Regions from separate parts of the Homo sapiens genome. Here region 2 is linked to region 1. The links are chromatin contacts, found by Hi-C or POLR2A ChIA-PET in ENCODE. All regions are on one chromosome and are shown on one strand. The core of a region is the stretch at or near the end of the contact, and the rest is flanking DNA. Distances in the headings are between cores, read along the strand shown. Region 1 holds the start of LINC01634 (long intergenic non-protein coding RNA 1634). Region 2 holds the start of TUBA8 (tubulin alpha 8).

What was found. A loop is a pair of places that touch in the nucleus more often than their neighbours do. ChIA-PET counts read pairs that join two places held with the same protein, here RNA polymerase II (POLR2A). Pooled maps may share reads with other maps.
Region 2: a map of K562 shows a loop between it and region 1 (3-fold over the local background). The contact joins the promoter of TUBA8 here to the promoter of LINC01634 in region 1. A Hi-C loop is called at or near these places in 1 of 168 maps with a recorded cell type or tissue (K562) and 3 of 50 pooled maps. POLR2A ChIA-PET finds 5 or more read pairs at or near these places in 1 of 52 experiments (T-cell).

What each region holds. Positions count from the first base shown.
Region 1 is chr22:18,027,611-18,031,072 of GRCh38, forward strand. LINC01634 (long intergenic non-protein coding RNA 1634) reads left to right here and starts at 1,775. Exons shown (of 2, transcript NR_024417.1): 1 at 1,775-1,944. RefSeq lists enhancers at 1,755-1,824, 1,865-1,964.
Region 2 is chr22:18,108,995-18,112,456 of GRCh38, forward strand. TUBA8 (tubulin alpha 8) reads left to right here and starts at 1,815. Exons shown (of 5, transcript NM_018943.3): 1 at 1,815-1,874. The coding sequence starts at 1,872. RefSeq lists an enhancer at 1,312-1,511 and a silencer at 1,592-1,981.

The DNA of each region.
Region 1 (3,462 bases), core at 525-3,024:
TGTTGGAAAATTAATAGGAGTGGATTCAACGTGGCAATAGATCTTTTATAAATTCTCTTATTGAGTGAATTTCTGAATACTGAAAACAGTGTTTAGCACCTATTGCATTAAAGTGAGTATAAGACTAATACTTTGTATTAGTGACTTTGGCTGGGTGCGGTGGCTCATGCCTGTAATCCTAGCACTTTGGGAGGCCGAGGCGGGTGGATCACGAGGTCAAGAGATCAAGACCATCCTGGCCAACATGGTGAAACCCCATCTCTACTAAAAATACAAAAATTAGCCAGGTGCGGTGGCGTGTGCCTGTAGTTCCAGCTACCCGGGAGGCTGAGACAGGAGAATTGCTTGAACCTGGGAGGAGGAGGCTGCAGTGAGCTGAGATCACACCACTGCATCCCAGCCTAGGCGACACAGTGAGACTCTGTCTCAGAAAAAAAAAAAAGACTAATATTTCATCAAGCAGTTTTAGATAACGTACTGAATTTAGGAACAAATTTACTGCAATTAAATTGACAAAATACCTGTAAATTTTGCAGCTTTTCTCCCCCACAGACTAGCACTATGCAAAAATTGAATGTTTAATTATGAATGAAGGTATCTACCATGTTGTTCACAGAGTTTAATTACCTGAAGACAATGCCTGAGGTTTAAAGTTAAAATACATATATTTGAACATAGAACATTTACTTGACCACTTTATACCATGAGTGAAAGGGGTCAGTCTATGCTTTTTTCCCCTTCCCTGTCTTTTACCAGCTGGCCATTTTATTTGCATAAGGTACACTGAAATTCCTAGAGACCTACGAGGTCATTCTCTGCTCCCTTGCTTTCCTCAGATGAGGAAACAGAGCTCTACAGAGGTTAACTGTCTAGTTCAAGGTCACTCTGCATCTCATTAGTAATCTTGAAGTCTGAAGGCAGGCTGCCTACATTTGTAAATGACAGAAAGCTACCATAGCTAGCTAATCAAAAATAGATGAAAATTTAGTTATAATCTATAGTTGACAGGATAAACATTAAGAATGAGCTTGTAATCCCAGCTACTCCGGAGGCTGAGGCAGAAGGATCCCTTAAGATTAGCAGTTTGATCAGCCTGGGTGACATAGCGAGAACCTGTTATTTTATTTTACTTTTTTAAAGAGTCAGGGTCTCATTCTGTCATCCAGGCTGGAGTGGAGTGCAGTGGTGCAATCATAGCTCTGCAGCCTTGAACTCCTGGCTCAAGGGATCCTCTCACCTCAGCCTCCCGAGTAGCTAGGATTACAGGTGTGCACTAGGACTCCCAGCTCAAGACCCTGTCTCTAGGAAAAAAAAATAGAAATTAGCCAGGTGTGGTGGTGCACAAGAGTGGACCCCTTAAGCCTAGGAGTTTGAGGCTACATTGAGCTATGATTGCATCACTGCACTCCAGCCTGGGCAATGGAGTGGGAGCCTGTCTCTAAAAGAGAAAGAAAGGTCTTCCTAGAGTTTTTGATAGACTAAAACCACTAAGTTCAGATTTAGCATGAATAAATATAATGGCCTGCACTTTTGGTTGAAAATATATATTGCACAGTAGAGGCCTGACTTGTGCATGTGAAACAGAAGATAGGGAGTTAAGTCAACCAACAGGTTCAGTAAGAGCCCCACGTGGGAAGCAGCTGGTGAAACAGCTAATGAAACCTCAGAGCTATATTAGTAGACAGAGAGTAACCTGATGTTTCACGGAGTAACTGGCCCAGGAATCTTGGTGCTGGCCAGGTCATATTTATACCACTCTGTAGCACAAGGTTCCAGGAGGGACCTTGATAAACTAGAGTTCATCCACCAGAGGAGGAGGCTGCAGGCCTTGGGCACTGCTCAGCAGGATGAGGGGCCACTGCAGTTGAGCATGTCTAGCCTGGAGTCTTCTGAAGAACATGATTATTGACTTTATGTATAGGAATGGCTGCCAATGAAGAAGAGGTACGTGGCTTGTTCTATGTCACTCCGCAGGGCAGAAGGAGGATCATTAGGGATAAGGATGAATGGGAGATAGATTTCTGTTCAAAGAATTTTCCAAAATTGCGGACTCACCACAGAATGGTCTGGAAGTCTGCTTAGGGAAATGCTGGGATCCAAGCATCTGAGAGCTTATAGGATATCTACTTTGGGACAGGAGTTGACTCCATGACTTCCAAGTTCCCTTTAACTCAAAGATTCTGTGAGTCTTCATCATGGATCTTTCTTTCTTTATTCCTTCCTTCCTTTCTTTTTCTTTTCTTTCTTTCTTTTTTCTTTCTTCTTTCTTTTTCTTTCTTTCTTCTTTCTCTCTTCTTTCTTCTTTCTTTTTTCTTCTTTTTTTCTCATTTTTCTTCTGTCTCTTTTCTTTCTTTTTTCTTTCTCTCTTCTTTCTCTCTTTCTTTCTTTCACAAAGTCTCACTCTGTTGCCCAGACTGGAGTGCAGTGGTATAATCACAGCTCATTGCAGCCTAGAGCTCTCACCTCAGCTCCCTGGGTAGCTGGGACTACAGGCACATGACGCCACACCTGGCTAATGTGTGGTGTGTGTGTGTGTGTGTGTGTGTGTGTATTTTGTAGAGACAGAGTCTCACAATATTGCCCAGGCTGCTCTCGAACTCCTGGGCTCAAGCAAACCACCCACCTTGGCCTCCCAAAGTGCTGGGATTCCAGGTGTGAGCCACCATGCCCAGTCAGGTTATTTTTCTTGTACTGCTAGTTCATGCCAGTAGAAAAGGTTTTAGTGCTTTTGACCTTCTGATTCCCAAAACGATTCAAATGATTTGTCATTAGAATATGTATCTTAAAAAAGAAACAAATAAAACTCGTAATAAAAAATTGAATCCAGGCCAGACACAGTGGCTCACACCTGTAATCCCAGCACTTTGTGAGGCCGAGGCAGATAGATTGCTTGAGCCCAGGAGTTCAAGACCAATCTGGCAACATGGCAAAACCCCGTCTCTACCAAAAAATTAGCCAGTCTCATAACCAGATCTCAAAAGTAAATAAATAATTGAATCCAGAAGGACTCCTGAGAAAAAGTGAGTTGCTTCAGAATTTGGGCACTGAATTTAAATATAAGCTTTGCTCAAAGTCTGGGCAAAGAGAGAAATGTGTGAAGTTATAGATTCTTACTGTTCAAGAAGAAGAAGATTATACTTTCATCTGTATCAGTATTGACCTTGTCTTCCCAAAGGGATTATAAGATCCTTAACAGCAGGGAACAAATCTTTTACTTCATTTTAACTCCTATCATCATTAGACTATTTTATGCAGATAGGTGCTCAGTGTGTCTTGAATAATTTGACTTTCTTAAAGATGAAATAGGAAAATATTTTTGCTTTATTTTTTTCCTGGAGTCTGATAGAAAGATTAATGGGAGATGGATTTCTTCCAGCCTGCTGAAGCCGGAAGTCACAGTTCTGAAACTACATTATATTATTCCAATGAGGTAGCCTAAACTTGGCCTATAGAAAGCCCCAG
Region 2 (3,462 bases), core at 565-3,064, 81 kb after region 1:
GAAAAAGAAAGTGATAAATACTATGGGGCTGGGCGCGATGGCTCACGCCTGTAATCCCAGCACTTTGGGAGGCCAAGATGGGTGGATCACAAGGTCAGGAGATTGAGACCATCCTGGGTAACACGGTGAAACCCCGTCTCTACTAAAAATACAAAAAATTAGCCGAGCGTGGTGGCACGCGCCTGTAGTCCCAGCTACTCGGGAGGCTGAGGCAGGAGAATCACTTGAACCCGGGAGGCGGAGGTTGCAGTGAGCCTAGATCACACCACCGCACTCCAGCCTGGGCGACAGAGCAAGACTCCATCAAAAAAAATAAAAAATAAAAGAAATGCTATGGAAGAAGTAATAGAATATGCTATGGGAGAGTTTGGAAGAGAAATACACATAGAGTTATACTAATAACCAAAATCCTTTATTGACCATTTATCATGTGCTTGGCACAATTAGCTTAATCCTGAGTCTTAATTGTCAGGATCTTACATTATAAGATAGACAAAAATTCAACGCATGCTTTACTAAGTACCGTTTGTATCAGTGGGTAAAGCACTGTGTTTGGTACTCTCTCAAATGCAAAGATGATTACGACACATGTACTATCGTTTATGAATGGGTGGCCAACAGAACAGATTGCCGCATAGGTAAGCAGAAATCTGCTCTCATTCTCTATTGGCCACAAGCAGGCATGTCTTAGGAGCAGAAGGGTAGGAAGATCTCTAACTGTGCTTGGAAACTTGGGGAGTTACCACGTCTGGCTAAAGTGGTATTGTCTTAAGGAAAACCTATGAATTTGCCTGCGTTGGCTTGGTGCTGAGGAAAGTGGAAGAGAGAGGCTGGGGTACACCTTTCAACATGAATGGAACTGACCACTGGAGGGAAAGAACAAGAAACAGCAGTGAGAACAAGGAACAAAGACCATCCAGCCCCTCACCCACCTGGGGGGAAGTGAGGGGAGATGGGCAGGGTGACAACGTGGCCAACATCTAAAGTGTGAAGAGGGGCTTTTACCAAGTGCCCACCCCTTCCCGAGCAGGGGGCAACCAACAGCATCTGGCGGGTCTTACTACTGGGCAGAGGCAGGGGAACCCTGGTATGAGTTCTGGATTACATAGGAGATGTGACTTGGACACGTTTGGGGCTTAAAAGTAGGAAGGGATCAAGGGGGGAGATTTGAAAATCCCGGTGGAGGTGCGAGGTATCCGGGGAGAGGGTAAAAACGGGAACAGTCTTCAGCACCTGCCTGTACCAGGAGCTCTGTGTATGCCATCTCATTTCCGTCTCCAGCAACCAGGCGGGCCTTGGCGGCAGGAGGCACAGGCTTTGGGAGCAGAGGCCCTGCAGCTTGCCAAGCACACACGGCCCTAGGGCGCCCAGCTGAGACGGCACCTTGGCACCCGGGCCCGCTGCAGCCCGCTCCGGTCAGCTGCACCCCAGTCAGGAGCCTTTCCAGCGGGTCGGAGGAGAACGGAAGTTTGGGGAGACCCGCGCGATTCGCCTGGCTGCATTTTACATTTCTTTCTCCGGCAGCTGGGGTCACGAAGGCTGCTCTCGCCGGCGGTGTTGGAACGTGGACACGTGCGCTTTGGTAATAGGGCAGCCTCCCCCGCGGGCGCAGTCCCCGCTGCGAGCGCCCCCGGCTGCTGAGGCGGGACCGAGGACCCGGAGATTTGAGCCGCGGGTGGGCGGGGAGGGGCCTTTGTGACCTGCCCGCCCCTCCCCGGCACTGTGATGCCGGGGGGCAGCTGCGGGCCCGGCGCGCCTGTCCCCGGCGTCCCCCCCTCCCGGTGTGTCACAACGGCGGAGGCGGCTGTATCTGGAGCAGTCGGGGCGGGCAGGCCCAGCTGAGAGGTGCGCGGGCGAGGACAGCGGCAGCGATGGTGAGGCTTCCCGGGGCCAGGCGGGCTGCGGGCGCGCGGCAGGCGTAGGACCGAGAGCCGAGTCTACGCGGAGGCGCACGGACCCGTCTTCCTGGAGCCGCAGGGCTCAAGGCCTTCTGGGGGTGGCAGTTCAGGGTCGAGGAGTCCGCACCCTCGGGCGGGAACACCCGGTGCCCTTTATCGTATGGGGGAAATAGAGACCAGGGGCCAGTTGTTCCTTAAAGGGACCTAAGGGAGCTTTGCGTGCAGACGAGGGGGAGGGAGGCCCTGGGGAGCCCGACGGAGAAGGGGGCGAGATTCTGGGGTCCCCAGATGGGCAGCCTGTGGACAGAGTGGAGAGAAGGGCGAGTCCGGGGATTCTGGATGGGTGGTCTGGGCCGGGGCGACTGGGGGGCCAGATGCAGTCACGTCTCCGAACCCAGCCTAATGTGACAGGGCCCGGAATGTGACAGAGGACCTAGGGCGCCACGGTCCCCCCACGCGTGGAGGTCTTTCTCGCAAGCCTGGCCAGCGGCTTGGGTTTGCTGCACGCACAGCCCCAGCGCGGCGGGGTCCTCCGGGCGCACTCAGCAGCTCCCAAGTCTTTCCAGCGGTCAGAGTCGAAGGACTTTGGGAGTAAGAAGTCTCTGCTTCCAAAGGCCAGGGGACCTTCGACCTGTTTCCTACCCTGGCTTAGGGGGATCGCGGCTGCTCCCTTCCCTGCCCCCGCCCCTGGATCTTACTGAGGGGCGGCTGCAAACACTCAGTTCCTCTTTCTAGGGTCCCCCTCTCCGCCCCCAGTGCCCCTGGTGGTTAACATTTGCCCCCAGTCCACTTTCCCAAAGCCCAGAATCCCAGGAATCCCTCCTGGACCCCTGATCTTTCAGCAGTAGGGAGATGGGCTGGAAAGATTGGGGGCAGAGTGAGGGCAGAATAAGCCTATGTCATGGCCAAGGTCGGGTTCCCTGGGCAGGCTTGCTCCAGGTGTCAGTGATCCAGAAAGCAGGCGAGAACCCCCTCCGCCCCGCCCTGTTACGTTTGGCCCGTGCCCAGGGCCTCCTGGCTCCCCCGGAGCTCTAGCCTTCCAGCTTCAGTTTTGTCAGCACCCTCCCTCCTCCTAGCGGGCTCCCAGACACCCCTGGGAACTGAAAGAACTTGGGAATATTAGGGAGGGTGGCCACAGGAACCTATTTCTGCCTGAGGACCCTGGTATGAGGCCACACAAAGGGCCCGGAGCTGCCAGTTCAGAATTTTGACTCCTGGCTCTGCAGCTAGCTGTGTGACTTCAGGAAGGTCACTTAACCTCTCTGGATGTGTTTGTTTTACCTGCGAAATGAAGAGGGTTATAATTCAAATTTCCAAGACTCCACTTAGATTTCATTATTTTTAAACTTTTTATGGTAGGGAATTTCAAACATATGCAAACGGAGAGCAAATGGTATAATTAGCGATTATATACATCATCTAAGTTCAATAATTACCAACTTCTGACCTGTCTCACTTCATTTATTCCCTCCCTCCATAATTTTGAAGCAAATGCTAGGCTGCATACTCTAGAATTGATATTTAATATTTATAATATCTAGCAGGTAGCTAGTGTTTTAGGATT